Regions from separate parts of the Homo sapiens genome. Here region 1 is linked to region 2. Evidence: chromatin loops called from intact Hi-C (ENCODE). Cell type or tissue: sigmoid colon. All regions are shown on one strand. Links, peaks and the distances in the headings refer to the core of each region. The heading gives the core; the rest is flanking DNA. Region 1 overlaps LOC105375523 (a long non-coding RNA gene). Region 2 has its middle 56 kb from the start of MTPN.

Evidence for each region. Peaks named below come from ENCODE experiments on the same cell type or tissue, not always from the same donor. Only the 100,000 strongest peaks of a DNase experiment are listed, where the experiment ranks them.
Region 1: it touches region 2 in a loop (5-fold over the local background); 3 of 110 quality-filtered maps call a loop at or near these places.

Annotation. Positions count from the first base shown.
Region 1 is chr7:136,138,666-136,150,067 of GRCh38, forward strand. All of the region lies in intron 1 of LOC105375523 (a long non-coding RNA gene), which reads left to right. Among named protein-coding and RNA genes, the nearest start is that of MTPN, 170 kb to the left of the region's middle. In sigmoid colon, for the core only: no CTCF peak of the experiment used is centred there; no DNase peak of the experiment used is centred there.
Region 2 is chr7:136,028,128-136,039,529 of GRCh38, forward strand. It overlaps a transcript of LOC105375523 not described here. Among named protein-coding and RNA genes, the nearest start is that of MTPN, 56 kb to the left of the region's middle. In sigmoid colon, for the core only: no CTCF peak of the experiment used is centred there; DNase peaks (open chromatin) are centred at 5,514 and 5,814; H3K27ac peaks cover 149 bases.

The DNA of each region.
Region 1 (11,402 bases), core at 1,700-9,699, 110 kb after region 2:
AACATGTCTGGTCCCAAGCATTTTGGATAAGGGATACTCAACTTGTATCCTTTTCTCCAAATCCAAGGTTTAAAAAATCATTTAATTCACAATTTGTGGGCAACCTACTAATATGCCAAACATTGTGCTGGGAGTGTGGATGGGATATAACAGTGAACAGAGAGTAGTCCCTGCCTTTATGGAGTATACACTAGAGGGACACAGTAGTCAAATATGAAACTGTAAGCCATGTTATGTGCTATGAAAGAAAGGAGGGGATGCTCTAGGTGTGCTGTGGGCAGAAGTTGGCTGGGATGAGGTGTGGACAAAGACTGGTAGTCAGGAAATTCTTTTCCAAAGATTTGACAGCTGACCCGAGATCTTAAGGATGACTGCCTTTACTTTAAGGAATTTATTACCTCTTAATAGTTTACCGGCAATCTTAGTGGTTAAATGCCCCTTTATGGATGGAAACATGAAGTACCCATAAGGTAAGTGATTGAATTAAGGTCAAACAAGTAAACAGTTTCTTTGTTATGAAAACCTGTCTCTTGGTTCTGTCTGGTTAATCTCACTAGAGAAAACAGTCTTCTTCAATAAGTAAAAACAGCCTGGTTTTATTACAACTCCAGGTGGACGTCTCCAGGGATGTTGTACTTGTAAGCCTACACCAGAATGCTGTCCAGGAAGACAGAAGTCAATTTTCATATAAATAGCATTTGAATTTATAAAGATGAGGATGGATTTCTTTTTAAAGATGATTTTCTGGTAGAGCATATAGTCAAGATGGTACAAGGTTATTTTCACATATCGTTTGAGTAGCTCCGACTGTTTTTAAACACCACGCTGACTTTTTTTTTCTTTTTCCAGAGTCCCTCTATGATTGAGTAAAGCCAGACTGACAGCAGCTATAATGACTCTGAAATCTTTATTAGTCCTTTACACTGTTTTCATTCTCCTCGTGTGTGTCACTCTCATTTCGCACTGAGATATTTTAATGAGTTTCTGAATGATTGTTTTCTACTCTTCTTAATATCCCTGCTCAGGTCACTAAATTAGAGGAAAGCATTTTAGCAAATGGGAACGGAAACAAAAAGTATCATTAGCAGGAGGCCTACTGAAATCACAGCTATTAGGAATGTGAAATGTCTCTTGACTCAAAGTGTGGAAAAGATGCTGGCAGATGGAAGGGTTAATTACTAGACACTGGCTTCAAAGGAGACAGGGCAAGCTTATAAGATCGATTTGTCAGTGGTGGTAAAGCACATTTTTTTTTCTCCTATTGCATTCTGCAATGGCTAAATTCCCTGTCTTGGAATTTGTTAGGTGGGATAAACAGCTGCACAGATCTTAATTTTCTAATCTTTTTGTGGGATTTCATCTTCAGTAGACTAGGAATCTGGCTACTAGAAACAAAATGTCAGAGTTTTCACTTTTAAAACACAGGACAAACAAATTGCAAATACTCATGACTTGCTATGTTTTTAAATGTTTTCCCATTTCTCTTTACCTGTGGTCACTCATAGGACATCTGATTTTCTTCCCATCCAAGGAGTTGATCTAGAGGAAAACTTCAATCTTTTTTTAAGCACAATACGTCAGTCTGAAAAAGTATGTATTATTACAAAAAGATACAGAATTCTAGTTTTTAGGTACCGTTTCCATCCATCTCTATGACAGGAAGTTGTTTCCGGTGCAGAAACATTGTTCTCATTGTGCAAATCACTGATGGGAATTAGAGAAGTAGCTCTTGTTCTCAAATTCATTCTCTGTGGGACTGGTAAGCATATTGGCCCACCAAATGAATTTCCTTGGTGGCTCATAGCTAACCACTATGTCTTATGCACAGTAGGTATTCAATAGATGTTTTTAAAAATCAAATTAAATTGTTTGGGCCAGTCTACTAAACAAAACTGTGGATCAAGCGTGTTTGAAAGTGGAAGAGTTCCTCTATTTGCATATCTCTGACAGTGGAACCAAATGACTCCCTTCCCCATTTAAGAAATGTCACAATTGATTGATAGTAGAAAAGGAGGAGCCTCAATGATACCTGCAAATTTACAAGTAGATAACTACGCACTCACTGCATAAAATGAACTCTATTTAAGTTATATGGATCGCTTCAGTTTACATCCACATTTCTGTATGGAAAGGCCTATTCTGAATGCCTGATAATTGTATGTGTAAGAGTTGGTTGTTTTGTTTATATGAATGTGGTTTTTGCCAAAAATGTCATAACAGGCATTGATAAGTGAAGATGCTTAGAAAGAAGTAATTACAAATGGTAAACATTAGGTCAGTATTGTAAAGAAATATCCTTGGATGTCAATACAGAAGAATGAAAGTGTTTGAGATAAATCTTATGTTAATTCTGAAGATCTCTATGTCCACACACAGCAACAGACCAATGAGTTAGTTACCCAGACTCCTGGTTCTGGACTAAATTATTCCTTTGTCCCTTCTATTTGGTAGCATTTTTTAATTTAGAAGAAATATTATCAACAAGAATGCAATTTTCAAAGTCTAGGGGATCTTTTCATAATTCTGGATAGGAAATACTTTTATAATGTGACTTCATTGTAATTACATGTTTGTCTTCCCCCCCTTGACAGTAAATCCTTGAGGGCAGGAACTCTGTCTATTCCCTTGGTTTCTGTATCCTCAGAGTCTAGCACAGTATATTTAGTGACACTAAAAAAACTGTGCACACCTCTTAATGCTATTGTATCATTAATTCTAGATTGCCCTGTACCAAATAGAATGTTTGCCTTTAAATGAAGTTGTTTGCTACATTTTATGATGTGATTTTATTATATTCATGTCCAACTCTTAAATTTGTAATAGATAGTAGTTTAGCTTTTAAAGTGGAAGTCAAAGGGAAATAAGGTAAAAACCTTTGCTGAAACACTGGTTCTGTGCCTGAAAAAAATCAAGATTGAGTTAAGTGATGGGGCATCTATAATGGAGGTACATTTTCACTTGAATCATTGGCAATATGGCTTGTCTTCAGGTCAGCAGCTTGAAGACCTACCTCTTAAATGGTGATGCATTCTTAAAAATATTGTTTTCTCAAGTATATTCAAGTGGGAATCTGAATAACTTTAGTTCTTATGTCATGATGTTAATACTGAGTAACGCAGGATAAGAATGTCACAGGGTTTTAGTTTCCATATCTTTTAAAGAAGACTAGTAGTGTCTGTACTTACGATTTAGAACACAGGTGCCAGCAGTTGTGCCTAGGTAGATAAGCCCGAATCACATGCACCAATAATCGAAAGGGTCAGAGATGAAGCACTCAATGAAGCTGCGGAAAATTAATTCATCCTTCAAATATTTCTGAAACAGCAGTTAGGAACCAAGTGATCTCTATGAAATGAAGGAGGGGAATAGACAGACGGCAGCTCTGTGCTCCTGGACCAGGGCTCTTATGTAATACCCAATGAAATGGGATTCGGTCCCGGGATGGCCAGACCGTGCTCTGAGGAAGCAGGAAATTGGAAGCATCTGGTTGAGGTGATGAATATGTGGGGAGGAGAAAATAGAAGCTTCTCGATGGCAGATTTTGAAGCACAGGTGCTACCAAATACATTATCACCCAAACCTGAAAATTCAAAGCTAAGTATGTATAGAGCTTTGGTACTTGACATATGGTGTTTCAAATATAAAAATTATAGACCATCTGTCAAGTCTAGTGGAGCTTATCTTTGAAAGGATCACTGAAGACTGGAGAGCCTGCTACATTTTCACACCTAGAAGTGACTAGACAATCAATACATATTAATTGAGTTGTCATTATGGATGCAGGTCTAGTTGCTGTAGAGAGTTATAGAAAATGTAGAAAATATGGTCTTGTCCTTCAAAACCTAAGGTAAGACAAAAACAGAGGGGCAGATGATGACCTACATGCATGGCTTTTGACTTACTCTAAGTCTTAGGCTTCAGTTTCAAGGTCCATCATTACAATTACTCTTGCGCATTCACCATAAATCCCTTGCTTCTCTCTGGCTTCTTTTTACTTGGTGTTGGCAAAGCCACAACCCTGGATAAATATAATCTATTTGCCTTTCCAAGCCTGCACTCATGCAACTGAATAGCTCTAGAGAAAACACACACTCATGCTGTCTTATCTCACTTTAAACTCATGGCCATAAACCTCAAGTGGGTTCTTGATGTGGCTAGGGCACTGTGCTATTCATCTTGTCTCCCTTCCTCCTCTGCTCACCTAGAAGACTCTTTCCCATCTTCTCCGCTTTGCTTCCCTGTTCTCATTCTCATATGATAAACTTTTATTTCACTGAGCAGACTGAAGCAATCAGACAAGAATTTATAGAAGCTCACATCCCATTTACCTCCCTACACCTGCATCCACACCCTGTGCCTTCTTGCCTGTTCCCGTATAAAGCATCTTCGCTTCTACGTAAAGTTAGGTGTTCCACTTGTTCACAAGATCTCATTTCTTTTTGCCTACTCAAGAATATTGCTCTAGCAATTCTTCCTTCTCTTCTTTAGGCATCCCTCTCTCCTCTCTTTACTAGACTATTTCCACCAGCATTTAAACACGCTGTTACTTTAAAAATCATAAACAAAATATTCTCTTCCCTCTACTTCCTCCATCAGCTAGTGTATGCATTTACTCTCTTTTGTAGCAAAATTTATGCTTTCCAATTTTTTTCTTCCCATTAATTCTTAAATGACTCTCACCAGGCTTCCATTTCCAGAGACTCCATCAAAATTGCCCTCAGTAAGGCCAATGACCTGCAATGACCTACACTTTGCCAATTTTACTTGTCAGTCTTCTGGCCTCTTCTCATTAGTAGCATTTTGTCCCTCTCTCTTCCTTGACACATCTCATCCACTTGGCAAGTCCTGGCTTGACCCTTAGCCCTGTGGCTGCTCCTTCTCAGTCTCCTCTGTTGCTATTTTCTCTTCTTGCCAGCCTCTTGATGTTGGAGAGTCCTAGAGCTCAGACTTTGGTCCTCTTCTTTGCTTACACACTGGCTTGGTGATTTCATTCAGATCCTTGGCTTTAAATAAGGTCTATATGCTGATGACACTTAAATGTGCACCCCTATCTCAGAACTCTCTCTTAAATTCTCTGCTTGTCTAACTACCTACTCAGTGTTTCTACTCTGAGGTCTAATAAACATCTCAAAACTCAGCTTGTGCGAAATCAGACTCTTGAGTTTTATGCGACGATTCCTTCTACGTATTCCACCTGTAGCCTTCCCAATCTTAGTTGATGGCAAGTTGATTCTTCCAGTCAATGTTGCAGTCATCTTGGGTTTTCTCTTTCTCTCACATCCTACATTCAATCCATCAGAAAATCTTCAAATTATATCCAGAATCCAAGTTTTTTTTTTTTTAACCAATCCACTGTAATCACTGTCATTTGAGCCTTCATCATCTCTTACCTGTGTTACTGGAATGGCTTCATAAATAATCTCTCTTCTACTTTTCCTGTTCTTCTACAAACTGTTTTCAACCCAGCAGCAGAGTGATCCTGTTAAATGCACGTCAGTTCAAGACAACTCCTTTCTTTAAAACTCCACCTCATTCAGAGCAAAAGGCAAAGTCATAACATCCATCATGATCTGGCCCCTGTCATCTCTTTGCCTTCTTTCTTACTAGTCTTCCACTGTGTTGCTCTCCTGAGACACACTGGCAACCTCAAACTTACCCTGTTCTCTCCCACTAACAGGTTCTGCCTGGAATACTCTTCTGCCAGACATCTACTTGATTTAGCTGCATACCTCTTCCAAGTCTTGGCTCGTATCTAACTTGCTCAACAATTCTAGCCTGACCACTCTCTTTAATACTACAAACTGCACTGACTCCTACACTCCAGATGCCACTTACCCTGCTGGATTCTTCCTTTTTTTTTTTTTTTTTGAGACAATTTTGCTCTTGTCATCCAGATTGGAGTACAATGGCCCGATCTCGGCTCACTGCAACCACTGCCTTCCAGTTCTAATCGATTCTTCTGCCTCAGTCTCCTGAGTAGCTGGGATTGCAAACCCCCGCCACCACGCCCAGCTAATTTTTGTATTTTTAGTAGTGACAGGGTTTCACCATGTTGGCCAGGCTGGAGTCGAACTCTTGACCTCTGATGATCTGCCTGCTTCGGCCTCCCAAAGTGCTGGGATTACAGGCGTGAGCCACTGTGCCCAGCCGATTATTCCTTTTTAGATAACACATATCAACTTCTTGCAAATGATATGCTTAACTCATTTATCAGGTTTATTGTTTATTGTATGTCCTCTCCCTCATCTCCAATGAAATTTCATAAGGGAAGGGATTTTTTGTTTTGTTCATTGATGTATCCCAAGCTCCTAGAACTCTGCCTGGGTTCATAGTAATAGTATGTGTTCAATAAATGTTGAACAAATGAATAAAGAGTGGTAGCTCTGTGGTCACCATCACCATATATATTAAAATGTATCCGAGTTCTTCTTTGCTTCTTTTCTGCCTTATGTGTACCTTTCAAAATGACACAGCCATAAATTCCAGATGGTTGTTGAGGTAGAAAATTATAGGCCTCCCATTTCAGATGTAAAAATGTAAATAGTGTCTATTTTTAAAAATAAAGTATTAAATTTCCTTGGCCTTACACTTTTCGTTTTGATTCTAGCAAATTATCTTGTCTGAAAGCTTTGGAACTACAGAACTTCACCACGAGCAGTTCCAGTAAAGAAAGGAACTGTGCAAATTCAAGTGCAAAGGGTCATTTGTAAGAAATATTTTGGGTAAAGTTGGAGATTGAAAACATTTACAGGAATAAAATTCTGTTGTGGATTTGGTAATAATGAACTTGCCCTTGAAGGATTTCTGTAAAAAAATCCTTTGAGACAGCTGGACATTAAATTTTAGTGTATTGCCTACAGAATGTAGACTTCAGTTCCTAAAAGCTCCTCGTACTAATTGATGATCATAGATGAGAGTATCCATCCAAATTATTCATTGTAACTTTGGAAAATATATTATTGCACATTTCTTTAGAAGATACATGGTCTTACTGCTTTCTCCTTTGTGCATAAAGGTAAATAAAGTGATGACTCTTATGTAGGAGAAATTTGTTTTGGACAAGTATAGGAATGTAGAAAATAAACTATAAACTCATTTTCTGTCTTTAGGTAAAATTAGTCCTTGATAGAGGAATTCTGTTAAAACGATGACAACAACAACAAAAAACTCAGGATAGTGGGTACTGGGAGACCCACGTACTACTCCTAACCCAGCTTTTATTTTGAGTTGTAATCTTTAGTGTAATAAGTCAGTTTAGCCCTCTGGGTCTGAGACAGTTTCTTTTTCTTTAATATTCTTTGAATTTATAATTTATGTCTTAGCTGTGTTTATGTTGTTTTGAAAAAAAGAAATCCAATTTTGATTAATTAACCTGTACAGCCAAGGAGATATTTCTTTTGACTGAATGTCAGTTATTATATTCAATAAACTTTTCTTTATTGAGTGAAAAACAATGTCAGATTCTATCTTAAAACTTCCTTTGTTTACCTTTCAGAAAACTTTTGTGGGTACGTTTTGTCTGATTAAAGGTGTGAGTCGCATGGCTGTGACTCTTATCCTCAGCAACCTGAAGACAACTGATTTGTGTGGTTGACTTTGGAATCAACCACATGAATAATATGGGTCCTGTGTTCCTTAGACATCAGTCACCTCTCTATCAATAAACTGGAGACGCTGGCTTGAAAATTGGATATCTGAAATCCTGTTGTGAAGAAGCTTCATATTTCCTTTTGTATATCAAACTGTTAACTCTTTCTGTTATCTCTGTGGGAGCAGAGACCCCATTTTCACCAACGTGTGCCCTAAAACAGACACCATACTGAGTATTCAAAGCATATTTATTGAATGAATAATCGAATGAATAACAATGAAATAATGAATTATTTGTTTCATAACATGGAGAGTGATTTAAGCCATGGGCATTTGTGGAACTGGAAACATAAAGAACTCTAGGGAAAAAACATACCAATATGACAAGGATTCAATTTATTTCAAAGACGGGGTCTCAGTTATAAGCAAAGGGAAAAGACAGTCAACTTACTGGACAGGGACAGAGCAAGAGCAGTTCCAGGCAACCTTGGCTGAGTCATTGTCCTAGAGATCCACAATTTTACCTTGATTTGGGCAGAATACTTGAGATTCATTTGATAACAGGAATCTCTCTCTACCTCTCTCTCTCTCTTTCTCTGGTCATTTTTCTCTTTTGTGGTTGAAATTTTCATTTGTATTTTCATATACTCTGGCATATTTATACTTGCAGATTTATATTTGTATTTTGTTCCTTAATTTTCATTTTCTTACAGATGATTTTCATAAACTTCAGTTATTTTCATTACATCTAAACAAATTACATCTGAACTAGTTTTTCCAACCTAACTTCACCTCTTGGAGAATTTACCAAAAACATCTTTGAAGGCTTTATGTGTCTTTGGTTTCTCTTCCGCATTTTGCTAGTGGCTGGAACATAGAAGGGAGTCAGTAACCCCTTACAGAATTAGTACATTTCAGCATTTTGGGTTGGTCCTAGCTTCAAAAGAACTTTCAGTGATAACATGTGTACTTCAGAGCCATTCATTTAAAGTGTTCTTTGAAAAATGTTTTGTAAATAGTTTTTATAGAAAGTTAGAAAAATGAGTATGTAATATTCTCCTCAGTTTTTTAAACAACTCTCATTGATGGTGCTGCTAAACTTCAGAAGCCTAAAATATTTTTTAGCTATATTAGTTTTATTATAATTCAGGTGATTTTATTGCCATTTATATTACTTTTCTTATTATATTTGTATAAGAAAGTAGAGAAAATTACTTTTATTTCATGGCTATGAGTATGGCATTTTTTTCCATAATACTTCTCTACGCTTTTACTTTTTAATGTTAAATCTAACATTCCCTATCTGAACACATTTTCATAAGTATTATTGCTGATTGCAGTGTATTTTTATGGCTATTTAAAAGCATAGTTGATTAAACCTGTGTGTTTTTAATGAAATTTTGCAGCAAATGAAATACTTCATTTGTTTTCAAATGTTTTTATTCTGAAAAACTTTAAACATATCCAAACTAGGAAGGATAATCATTGATACAAATTCATCATCCAAACTGAGAAATTGTGCAGGCAGGTTTTTCTACTTTTAAAATTCTATCCCTTTATTTACTTTGCCTAAGTTTTCTTTTCTTTTTCTTTTTCTTTTTTTTTTTGAGACAGAGTCTCACTCTGTTGCCCAAGGTGGAGTGCAGTGGCACAATCTCGGCTCACTGCAACCTCCGCCTCTCGGGTTCAAACTATTCTCCTGCCTCAGCCTCCTGAGTAGCTGGGACTACTGGTGCATACCACCATGCCCGGCTAATTTTTGTATTTTTAGTAGAGACGGGGTTTCACCATTTTGGCCAGAATGGTCTTGATCTCCTGACCTCGTGATCTGCCCGTCTTGGCCTCCCAAAGTGCTGGGATTATAGGCATGAGCCACCCTGCCTGGCCTACTTTGCCTAAATATTTTAGAGCTTATTCTAGAAATTGTGTCATTTACTTCTACATACAGCTTTAAAGAATACAGGTATACTATTACATAACCACAATGTCATTATCACACCCAATAGATTAACAGTAATTCTTTGGTATCATCTAATACCATGCCTTCAATCAAAGCTTCCTAGATTCCTCCAAAAATGTCTCTGTACAGTTCATTGGTGTCAGAGTGCCTATCAGGGAACCTGTTATGATAGCAGAACTGAAGGAAGGTCAGCACGATCTGAGCACAGAGAACAAAGAGGAGAGTAGTAAGACTGGAAAAGAAGGCAAGAGTCAAGCCATGTATGGACTTGAAGTTCACAGTAAGGACATTTATCCTAAGAACCAAGGGAAGCTATGATTTTCTGAGATTATCCTGGCTTTTGTTTAAAGAATGAATTGAAAAGGTGAGGGTTAGTCCAAATTAATTAGTTCCCAATAGTTAAAAGTGGGAGTTGCCTAGGTAGAATTTTTTTTTTTTTTTTTAAACAGGGTCTCGCTCTGTCACCCAGGCTGGAATGCTGTGGCGCGATCTCGGCTCACTGCAACCTCTACCTCCTGGGTTCAAGGGATTCTCCTACCTCAGCCTCCAGAGTAGCTGGAATTACAGGCATGCATCACCACACCCAGCTAATTTTTGTATTTTTAGTAGAGACGGGGTTTCACCATGTTGAGTAGCCTGGTTTTGAACTCCTGGCCTCAAGTGATCCACCTGCCTCAGCCTCCCAAAGTGCTGGGATTACAGGTGGGAGCCACCGCGTCTGGTGCTCCTAGGTAGAATTTTTCACCCAGACATTTACCCTTTCTGTTGCTCATCTTTCTTTTGTTTAGATCTACATTCCTATCTACTACGGTTTCCTTTCCTCTGATGAAAGCTCCTTTTCTCTGATGAAAGACTTCCTTTTACATGTCTTGCAGTGTAAGTCTGATGTCATAAACTCTCTCAGATTTTCTTGATCTTAGAGTCTTAATCTCACCTTGCTTTTTGAATGACATTTTCATTGTTTATAGAACTCTATGTTTACCTTTAAAGAAAGCACTTTAGAGATGTCATTCCGTTGTCTTCTGACGTGGATGCCTTTTTATGAGTTATCTATTATCATTTTTATCTTTATTCTACATTTTTTTCCTCTGTATGCTTTAAATAGTTTTTCTTTAGCATGAGTTTTAAGTAATTTACGACAAGCCTTTGTGTTGCTTGCTTTATTTCTTTTCCTTTAGATTTATCAGGCTTCTTTGATCTGTGAATTATAGTTTTCATAAAATTTGGAAATAAAATGTGGTCACTATTTATTCATATATACTTTTTTCTGCTCCTCACCCCTTTTCTGGAACTCTAATCACATGCTAGACTGTTTAGTCTCACAGCTCACAAAGCATTTTATTTTTTAGGTTTTTTCTCTCCATGTTTCATTTTGGATTTGTTTTTCACCTTACCTTGAAGTTCACTGATTTTTCTTTTGCAATGTTTAATCTGCGGTTAATTCCATCTGGTATATTTTTTATTTAAGTTACTGTGTTTTTCATCTCTAGAAGTTTCATTTGGGCCTTTCGGTATTTTTCGTTTATTGTTTTGTCATTTTTTTACATTGTTGACATCTTTTTAAGATTTATAATAGCCATTTTAAAGTCCTTACTAATTCCATCCTCTGTGTTATTTCTGGACCTATTTCTAATAATTGATTTCTACCTGAGGTTTGGGTTACATTTTCCTGCTCCCTTACATGCCTTGAAATTTTGATCAGATGCTAGAGATTGTGAATTTTACGTTTTTGGGTTGTAGGTTTTGTCATTTTTTTTTTTTTTAAAGAGTGTTGGATTTCTTTCTGGTGTTCAGTGAAGTCACTCACAGATAAGTTTGATCCTTTAAAGGCTTGCTTTTAAGCTTTGTTAAA
Region 2 (11,402 bases), core at 1,817-9,816:
CAAATCTCAATCTCAGCAAATGGCCTCACAATCCTCTTGGCTACTCCAAGAATCCCAGGAATGATATTTGATTCCTTCCTTTCTCTTCTTGCACAAGTCTCATCTATCAGAAGATTATGTTTGTTGTATTTCTTAAATATGCCCTAATCTCCCTTTTTTTGAACTCCATTGCTACCATTTATTCCAGATCAATATCTTTTAGTCTTCCCACACTAATTTATTCTTCTCATATTATTAAAGGTAATGTGCTTAAAACAGAAATTGTATGAGGTCACCCCCAGGCCTGCTTAAAACTCTCCAGGGACTTGCCATTGTACCTAGAACAAGGTCTGAGGTTTAAACCATCATCTCTAGGATTTGCATAATCTCATCCCTTCTTCAATCATATGTCTTAACTTTCTTTTCCCTAGTGGATGGACTTCATCCATTCTTCTTTTTCCTTTCTCAAAAATTCCATGCTCTGTCTTGTTTCATAGTCTTTGAACATGTTCTTTTCTCATCTGTAGAATCTTTTTCTCATTCTATGTATGTCTACAGCTCTTCTTAACAATCTTTGTCTTAGCTTAAGTAACACTTCTTTAGAAAGATCTTCCTTGACTATTCTAAACTTAAGAATCTTGTTTGTCTCCACAATAGCATTAAACATAACATATAACCATTTAAACCATTTTATTTATTTGAATTTTGCCTCCTTATCTTGTTCTCTTTCAAATTGCAAACTCCCTGATGTTAGGGATGTCTTTTCTACCTCTAGCACCTATTACAGTGCCTGGCTCAATTTGCTTTATAAAGGAATAAGACACATGAAGAAATTAGTTTATATAAAAGCAGTAGGTCAGCGATCTTTTCCTTTCTGTACTAGGCTATACTGTGATCATTTGAGTAGAATGGAAAGCAGTGATAAAATTTTCTTGAAGGAAATAGTTGGGTATATCTGGCTCCCTGAGTTTTGCAATTGCTAAACTTTTGTTTATTTTTCTCCCCGTGAATATGGATGGGAGGTAGAAGGTTAATTACTATGACATTTTTTTTCTAATATATCTCAAACCTAGGTGTTAAAACAAGCATGTGTTGGCTTTTAGTCATTGTTTGTTTCAGAGGGCACATTACTATTTTGTGCCTCTGGGTATAAGGCATTTCTCTTCTTTCTGAGTTCTCTGTTTTTAATTATTATTATTCTTTGGTTTTACAAAGTGTGATATTCACCCCATGTATAATGCTCTTTCTGGACACTTTAATTCATGGAAGAACATTTTCTCCAATGATTTTTAGGGAAAAACAGTAGTTATGCTAAGATTATCTAACAGCAGGGGTTCCTAATTTTATCTTAAGTCATAGATTCCCTTGAGTGTCTAGTCCAAGCTATGTAATAATTGCATTGAAAAATGCATCTACACACACAAACATGTTTTGGGTACATGTTAATGAACTGGCTAAAGCCCATTCATGAGCCCTACACACTTAAGAACCATTATTCTGCAATGCTCATACACACCTTGGGGAATTCCCTTATTCTCCACCCATGAATTTGACAAACCAAACATTTTTGATGGAGGGGGCACATTTAGGTCCAGAGCATGAGAATTCAGTTCCCCTTACCCCTCAAAATAAGAGCTGAAGGTCTTCCTCCACCCTGAGATTGTCTAGTCTTAATAGTTATGTTATATAATACCTTCCATCATTGAAGTGCTCTCTTTTTTTTTGGTGATAACCAAATATTTTTGTATGAGGTATTTGGTTATCACCAAAAAATGTTTATTTCTTCAAAGAACTCATGATACCATTAGGAAGGTAAGACAGATGGAAACAGTTTATTAATCTACACACTGAATTCCTTGCTCTAGATGACATCAAAATAAGTAAGACCTATTTTTGTACTTAAAACACATATGATCTGCTTAGAGGGATGTTGGAAATAGACAAATGGCATTGACACAAAGGTAAATAAAATAAGGGTTGGAAGAGTCATTTGAAACTGGTGAGACAGGTAGGTTTGATGATAAAGGGAGAGGGTGAGGGTGGCAGATTGGACCTCTATGCCTGCTCTCTGTTAAGTTTCCCAGGAGCTCCATGGGGGCCTAGGCTAGCAGCAGACAGAATGTCTGTATTTGTAGCACTGCCAAAATCGAAAGACCTATGAGATCCTTGAATACAGGGTTTGAGCCTTACTCGTGTTTAAAAAGTTTCTTTAGGGTATGGCTCAGTATTTGCCAAACAGGAGCTGCTAATAAATGTTGGTTGCATAGAGTTTGAAACAAAACAAACAAAACAAAACAAAATAGCACCCCTTGCCAAAATGACAACAACAACCAACAAAGAAACATAAAAGCCTATTGACACACACTGTAGTCATAAATGCTAACCAAGGAGTTACTTAGGTCTTGGCCACTAGGATTTGACTGCCTAATACAGACACGCTGTGGTACACATGGGAAATGCTTTGTACATACCGTGGTCCTCCTTAGTGAGCCTACTATGTCTTTGTGGAGAAATAATCCAATTCATTTCAGAAAACAGTGTAAAGAGGAGAATCTCTAATTGGTTATTTCTGTGTATGACTTTTTGTTTTGTTTAATTTCCTATTTGGTACATGACAATTTGGCTGATAATCATCTGAAAAATGTTGAGTTGCTTGTGAGCTGTTATAAATTACTTCTTTATACACAGCCCATCTTTTATTATAATATAGAGATATAATACTTAGATATAGCTGCTTTTATTTGTTCTTTGCCATAACATTTGCTAGTAATTTTTTTTCATTATTGGCAATGCTTACATAATGACATACTAATACCTACAGGAATGAATCACAGTTCATCTCGCAGATTTATGGCATGCCTACAGAAAAAGTACCTTATGATGCAAACCTGAAAGTTTAAATAATCTCCTGAAAGTTCCACAATCAGGTAAGCAAGCAAATGTGGTTTAGAGGTCAAAAGAAAAAATGAATCAGTTTAAACTCTTTTCTTCTTTATATCAATAATGAAACAAGAAGGATTGGGAAATGCTGTTAGCAAGCAGATAAATCATTTCTTCATAGCACAGTCGAAATAGAAAGCTTCCACTTGTGGGAGGGTTCATGTATACCTTTTGCACGTAAGCTCTCTCTTCTTCCTACACTTGGGCTAGCAACAAGAGTGCGGTTCTGCAGATCTGCTTGGATTCTAGGCAGAGTTTTTCAAAGCATCCCCTTTGCTTTTCAGCCACTTACATTTGTCATGGTCCTTGGTTGTGTTGGCCAGTTTTCTCCCATTCATAGCTATCCTTAGAGTTCAGTAAGACCTTAGCAAGTATTTTGGTAGGAGGAGGGAGACTATGTGGTTATGACTTTATTTTTCTTTTCTTCCTTTCTTTTTATCCCCCCGCATGCCTATTCTCCACCTTTCTGGTCCCTCTTTGTGTGTCTTTATCCTTGTTTCTCTCTTTCTGTCTTCTACCTGGCTCTCTGTATCTGTGCCCATGTCTCTGTCTCTTTTCTTCTTTTACTTGCCTCTCACTCCTCACATATTTATTATGCATTACCATATGCCAGGCACTGAGTTAGGGGTTGGGGATGATAAAGATGATATAAAAGATGGTTATGCTTTCCAGAGTTCCCAGTGTAATGGTGCAGGTGTTGAGAGGAGGGAAAGACGTGAAAAAAGTGAGGGCCTGTAATCCCAGCACTTTGGGAGGCTAAGGCAGAAGGATCACTTGAGCCCAGGAGTTTGAGACCAGCTTAGGCAACATAGGGAGACCCCATCTCTACCAAAACCAAAACCAAAACCAAAACAGAAACCAGAAAAAAAAATTAGCTGGATGTGGCGGCATGCACCTGTGGTCCCAGCTACTAGGGAGGCTGAGGTGGAAGGACCGCTTGAACCCAGGAGGTTGAGGCTGCTGAGCCGTGATTGTGCCACTGCACTCCAGCCTGAATGACAGAGCAGGACTCTCTCTCTCTCTGTCTCTCTCTCTCTCTCACACACACACACACACACACACACACACACACACACTAATAGAGTTATAAATGAGATGCTATAGTAAGACAAAGAAGTATTTAACTCTGAAAAGATCAGGGTGAGTTAAAATCTGAAATAAGTCCTGAAGGATAAGCAGGCATTTTCCACATGAACAATCGTGGCCCCAACAGAGGCCATTCCATGGGTGGTGGTGTGTACGAAGGTCTGGAGGCGAGAAAATGCAAACATTATGGAAATGGCAAACAGAGCACCTATATTTAGTCCACTCACAACCAAAAATAAAGGGTAGATCACAGAGCAATAGTGTCTACAAATGGAATAGTAATTTTTACCTACGTACCTACATAAGTCCTGTGCAACTGGCGCATTTTTGGTTTGTTTTTGTTTTTCTACCAATAATCACCCTCAAATGCATGTAATGTAGCTGTGTTAGGAGGTGATTCTCCTCCACGGTCTGAATTATTGGCATTAGGCTGAGAGGATCCCCTTTATTCCTCTAACCAAAAAGATTTATGCTGAGTCTTTCCTAAACCGAAAGTATAATAGAAGCCAAATGTTGGGGACTTGAGGGCAACCTATACACTACTCCACTTTCTTTCCACCTAGTTCTGAACCAATTATGAGAGAGATAATGAGTAAGGCAGATGAAATTCCAAATAGCCCCTTTATTAGTAATAAAGGCTAGTTTGGAGAATGTGGGTCAGGCATATGGCAATAATAATTTCCTGGCTCCTTTCTCCAATTTGGGGAGACTCACCTACCTAGGTAGGGCTAGAAAACCATGGACATCTCTGCAATCCTGATGAAACAGAGCATCAGACCAGAGGTGTCTGCCAGCAAGCAGAGAAATGGGAAAATAAGGCTGAAGAATGCCTGCTTTGTTTCTTTTCCAAACTCACTCATCATATAGATCATTCCACTTACCATGGAATAAAATAAGTGAGTGCGTGGGGAGAGGTCATGTGTGTTATATTGATGATGTCCCATGGAAACTTGAAGAGAGGTAAAAGAAGGTTCCCATCACCAACTCCTTGACTAATATGTATCACCCCTTTTCCCCATTGCAGGAGGTTGACATTTGGGTGAGAGTGTGTGAGAAATGTCTTTTCAATAAAAATGTGAGCATTTTAATTCGAATCCCTGGCATGAACTAGTAGGACAAGCAGAGATACCTTTTGTAAACACAGTTTGTAGCTGAGCTCTTTCTTAAAGTAGAGGCATAGCAAGTTGACCTCTGAAGAACCTTCTGGATGTGTGGCTCTGGAGTACTCTATTAAAATGAGTAGATTGAGAAACACTAATGTTATAGTTCAGAAAGCAGGAGAGACCCAGGCCTTTAGAAGCTATCTAGAATTGAGCAGGAGATTGGAGATGTGCGGCAGTCTGACCTTTTGAGTAGGCTTTAAATTTGAAAAGCAGGCTGTCAGATTGTTACTGAAACTTTGTTTAGTACATAGTGTTCCGGTAACATTTAACTGCACTTTATCAAGCTCACTCGTCTCATCTCCAGCTCCCAGGGACTCTTTGCTTTCCCTCTGATGTAGATTCTGCTGGGGTGCTGTGTTCTTTCAAGATAAGACAGCTGCTCTACTCTAGCTTAGAGATGACTGCATTTTAGTGTCCTTGATTTTCTTAAACAGTTGAAACAAGATTTACAATTTAATTAGCAAGGAGCTGTAATCTGTCAGAGTACCATGCCTTTAATAGCTGCAGAGGCATGCCTGTAGGGGCAAGGGGACTGTAGCTTTTCCAGTGAAGTCCTACTTAAGTCCAGAAAATTTACTGTGACCCGTCACATTGCTTTTCTGCTTCTATGGCTTTGTCTCCTTTTGTCCCTGCTGTTGCTGTTGGATGCTCCCCCAGTTTTTTCTCCTTGTTCCTTGGCTGCTCGCCCCGAGGTTACCCTGATTCCACTTTCCCTTAATGACAATACATCTTTAAAGTTGTAGAGCATACCAGTCATTTGGGGTGGGAGGTGAGGGGACGGTCTTCTTTAAAATGCAGATTCCTGGGCTGTACCTCCAAGATGCTGACTTGTTAGGTCTGTGATGTGGTCCAGGAATCTCACTTTGACCTAGCACCCCTAGAGATTCTGAGGCAAGGTCGTCCAACAACCTAACTTTGAAAAACCCTGCCAAGTACGATGCTCTAGTGTCCTGCTTATGCTCTCTTCAGTATGTGACCTTGGTCCACCTCTCATCTTAGTCCTCACTACTGTCATTTAGGTGCTAAAAACCGGAAGGGCCTTGGCTTCTGTAGCTTGAGAAGCTTGAGATAAGACATATTCTAGGCTGTATGTTGAGGAAGAGAATCAAATTGGTGAGGTGTTTTGAGATTAAAGGGACAGGCTGATGACACTGTTAGCATGCACTTTCCATAAAGCTGGAGGTCTCTGGTAGAGTTCAGCTCTGTTCAGTTTAATAGCCAGTTACCCCCAGTCTCTGTGCTTCATGCTGGTGGCCCAGCTCTCTAGGAGCATAGGGTTTTAAGCAGGTCCCTGTTAGAGCCCAGTTTTTCCTCCCCAAAAAGCCTATTAAGAAGTTGGTTGCCAGCTGGGCGCAGTGGCTCACGCCTGTAATCCCAGCACTTTGGGAAGCTGAGGCGGGCAGATCACCTGAGGTCAGGAGTTCGAGACCAACCTGACCAACATAGAGAAACCCCATCTCTACTAAAAATACAAAAATTAGCTGGGCATGGTGGCGCATGCCTGTAATCCCAGCTACCCGGGAGGCTGAGGCAGGAGAATCGCTTGAACCCGGGAGGCGGAGGTTGTGGTGAGCTGAGATTGCGCCATTGCACTCCAGCCTGGGCAACATGAGCGAAACTCCCTCTAAAAAAAAAAAAAAAAAAAGAAGAAGAAGAAGTTAGTTGCCTTCAATGTATGTGCTATTTGTAATGTGATTTCTTTTCTTCTTGTTTTTGTTTTGAGTAGTAGTTGGGAATGTGGTCTACATTTCTTTGTATTTATTTTTAAAATTCTTTCGAACTTTTAGTTTTAGCATGGACATGTGTGCAGGTTTGTTGCATGGGTAATTGCACGTTATGGAGGTTTGGTGTACAGATTATTTTGTTACCCAGGTAATGAGCATAGTACCTGATGGGTAGTTTCTCAGTCCTCTCCCTCCTCCCATTCTCCACCCTCAAGTTGGCCCCAGTGTCTAATCCCTTTTTTGTGTCCATGTGTACTCAATGTTTAGCTCCCACTTAGAAGTGAGAACATTATATTTGGTTTTCTGTTCTTGCGTTAATTTGCTTAGGATAATGTCCTCCAACTCTATCCCTGTTGCTGCAGAGGACATGATTTTGTTCTTTTTTATGACCATGTAGTTATTCCATGTTGTAAGTGTACAACAGTTTCTTTATCTGATCCACCGCCGATGAGTACCTAGGTTGATTCCATGTCTTTGCTATTATGAATAGCACTGTGATGGACATATGTGTGCATGTGCAGACCTTACTTTGAGGCATCCTATGGACAATGTGCATCTCTTTAGGGATATTTGTCCAGGAATAAGGAACCCCTGAAACTTCAGCAGTTGGGGAGAATAATGAACAGTCACTCCAAGGGACCTTATTTACCTCTTGTTAGGATGTTAATCATGGGACTTCTGAATTTCTAGAACCATTTGTAATTTTATTTCCTTCCTTTATGAGAATTGTTTAATTTTTTTATTTTTAAACTATTCCTATACTACATAGTTCTTCTAGACTATTCTTTTACCTAATATCATCTATTCATTTTCATCATTTTAATACTCATAGTTTACTATTTTTTAAATTATCTTTTTGTTTATGATGTCTATTTATCCTGCTTCATTTTTTACCACTCTATCGTTCCTGTTCACTTTTTGAGTTTTAATTTTGTCTATATATTGTGATCATTTTGGAGCTATGACATTTTGCAAAGAGTGAAGTTGAATTTGTGGGGGATCCTTTGCATTTTTGTTTGGTATATGTATTAGTCCATGTTCACGCTGCTGATAAAGATACCCAAGACTGGGCAGTTTACAAAAGAAAGAGATTTAATAAACTTACAATTCCATGTGGCTGGGGAGGCTTCACAATCATGACGGAAGGTGAAGGGCATGTCTCACATGGTAGCAGACAAGAGAAGAGAGCTTGAGCAGGAAGACTCCCATTCTTTAAAACCATCAGATCTCGTGAGACTTAATCACCATCACAAAAACAGCACAATAAAGACCTGTCCCTATGATTCAATTACCTCCTACCGGGTCCCTTCTACAACACGTGGGAATTCAAGATGAGATTTGGGTGGGGATATAGTCAAACAATATCAGTAAAGGAAAATTACTTTCAAGTTAGGTTTGTTGCACTAGTTTTTATGACTTGCTTTGTCATCATCTCTGTTCCCTATTTATATTTTCTTTGTAAGCAGCATGTTTCACTCGAGTAGTTTGAAATCTAAACTGTTTACTCTCTGCCTCCTCAGGGAGGTTTTATGAGAAGTTAGCTCTGTTTAGGTGGTGTTGGCATGGTACCAGCATGTCAACTTTTCTTGGTACGGACTGGACTGCAAGGTGATGTGACTAGAAGGCCAGTAACTTAAAATTCCTGAAATTGTTGCTTTTATTTAAAAAAGAGTTGTTGTGCCTCAGTGAAAGGCAGTCTGTATGAAATATTAAAAATTATTATTGCTAGTTATTTACGGTAGGTGGAGAATGTTGGTTATCTTCCCAGCTGCCCTTTAGAAAAAGCTTTATAGTAAGCTTCATGGTATAACCTTTGTGTCATAGATTGAAATGACCTGGATTCATTTTTAAGATAGTTTCACTTAAAGTAGTGTGTGCCCTATCCAAAGACCTAAGAAAAATCAATTCCCATGCTACCCAAATGTTGATATCAATTTTCTCACTTGCTAAGATATGCTGGCTGTAGTTTAGTAAAAGGATCCTGTTTTCAAGCAAACAACAACAACAAACCCGAAGAATAAATAGTTGAAAGTTTCCTAAAATCTCTTACAAGCATTCCTCGCTAACTCTGAGAATCCTGAGGGCAAGTTCAGTATACTTAGAGGTTACTTGAGCCCTCAGCCCTGGCTGGGAATCCTGTCAGCTGTATCAGCTTCTGTGGTGCCATCAGCTGCTTTTGCTATTTACAGGTCTTTTGTCATCCATGAGTCACTTTTTAGTCCACGTCTGTTCTTCCTGGCTTGGTGAAGCCTCTAGACTGCCTTTATCTTCTATGTCTGAAATAAAATAGAAAACTGCATTTCAAAGATAAGTACTTATTTAATCACTATGTTAGTCTGTTCTTACATTGCTGTAAAGAAACACCTGAGGCTGGGCAATTTATAAAGAAAAGAGGTTTAATTAACTCATAGTTCTGCAGGCAGTACGGGAAACATGGCCCCAGCATCTGCTCATGGTGAGGCCTCAGGAAGCTTCCAATCATGGTGGGAGGCAAAGTGGGAGCAGGCAGTGTAACATGGTGAGAGTGGGAGTGCATGCATGAGAGGGGAGAGGTTCTACACTCTTTTTTTTTTTTTTTGAGACGGAGTCTCACTGTCACCCAGGCTGGAGTGCAGTGGCGCGATCTCGGCTCACTGCAAGCTCTGCCTGCCGGGTTCATGCCGTTCTCCTGCCTCAGCCTCCCGAGTAGCTGGGACTACAGGTGTCTGCCACCACGCCCGGCTAATTTTTTGTATTTTTAGTAGAGACGGGCTTTCACTGTCTACACTCTTAAACAGCCAGATCTCATGTGAACTCAGCAAAAGAAGTCACTCACTATCACAAGGATAGCACCAAGCAATTCAGGCAGCATCTGCCCCCATGACCCAACCACCTCCCACCAGGCCCCAGCTCCAACATTGGAGATTACATGTCATGTCTGCTTTTTTTTTTTTTTTTTTTGAGACAGAGTTGTTGCCCAGGCTAGAGTGCAGTGGCTCAATCTCAGCTCACTGCAACCTCCGCCTCCCCGGTTCAAGCGATTCTCCTGCCTCAGCCTCCGGAGTAGCTGGAATTACAGGCACCCGCCACCACTCCTGGCTCATTTTTGTATTTTTAGTGGAGACAGGGTTTCACCATGTTGGCCAGGCTGGTCTCAAACTCCTGACCTCAAATAATCTGCCCTCCTTGGCCTCCCAAAGTGCTGGGATTATAGGCCTGAGCCACTGTGCCTGGCCTGGAAATTACATTTCCACATGAGATTTGGAAAGCACAAACATCCAAACTATATCTATCACTTTGGATGAATCATGCCTTTACCCTTGCATGGGCTTTTGTGACTGAGAGTTTATGGACACGTGTGTCCTATTTTACCACTTAATATAGAACTGATTGTTTTAGTAGGTAGATTTTAAAGTAAAACTATCAATCACTGAGTAGATTTTCTTTGTCTATCAATTTTCTATCTAGTAATAGAAGCAGAGAGGATGTATGCATATATATATATGTATATATATATATGTGTATATATATATATATATATATATATATATCTCTTCATCTTAAGGAATTGACTCATGTGATTGTGGAGGGCCAGAAAGTCCAAAATCTGCCGGGCAGGCCAGCGGGCTGAAGAACCAGGAACAAGTTGATACTGCTGCTTAAGCCTGAAGGCAGTCTGCTGGCATAATTCCCTCTTTCTTGGGGGAGATCAGTTTTTTTCTCCTTAGGCCTTTGACTGATTGGATGAGGTTCACCCACATTATGGAGGATAATCTACTTTATTCAAAGTCTACTGATGTAAATGTCAACCTCATTTAAAAAATACCTCACAGAAACGTCTAGAATACTGTTGGGCCACATATTTGAGTACCTGAGTTGTTGCCAGTAAAAATGACAATAAAATGAACTATCGCATACCCCAACTTCATTTTGGAGAACTACTCTCCTTAGTCCATGTATATCAGGTGGAGCTGACCTCATTTTTCTGACTCCAAGGGTGAGAATGTGACATAGGCCCATCATAGCATCAAAGTATCCTGGCTAAAGAGATTGCTTCAAGGCTGGCCATATGACCAAACCCAGATCAATGAGAGCCAGTCCTGGGATTTTTGCCAGAACTACCAGGACTGAGCCATTGTATCATTCTTAGAGTTTGAAAGCTAAGGGCCTGGAAGTCTGGAGCTGCAGGAGGTCATCTTTGTTCCCATATGGGGTAAGTCTGCCGGAAAGTTAAGCCAATCCAGGGAAAAGAAAGCAGGAGATGGAGAGATGAGACATGGAGAACAAGAGACAATTTCTTGCGGATATTATATAAATGTTATTGAAAACCTGAATCTAGCTATCTTGATCCATGTTTTTAAAAGCTAAGTAAGCTAATACATTCTTCTTTCTGCTTAAACTAATTTGAGTTTCTATCACTTGCAACTGAAATAATTCTGATGAAGATGCAATATGCTGGATGTTCTAGGTAGTTCCCAGAGGCAGCCGCTTTCAATAACTTTAGCTGATTCTTTTGATGTTTTTCTCCATG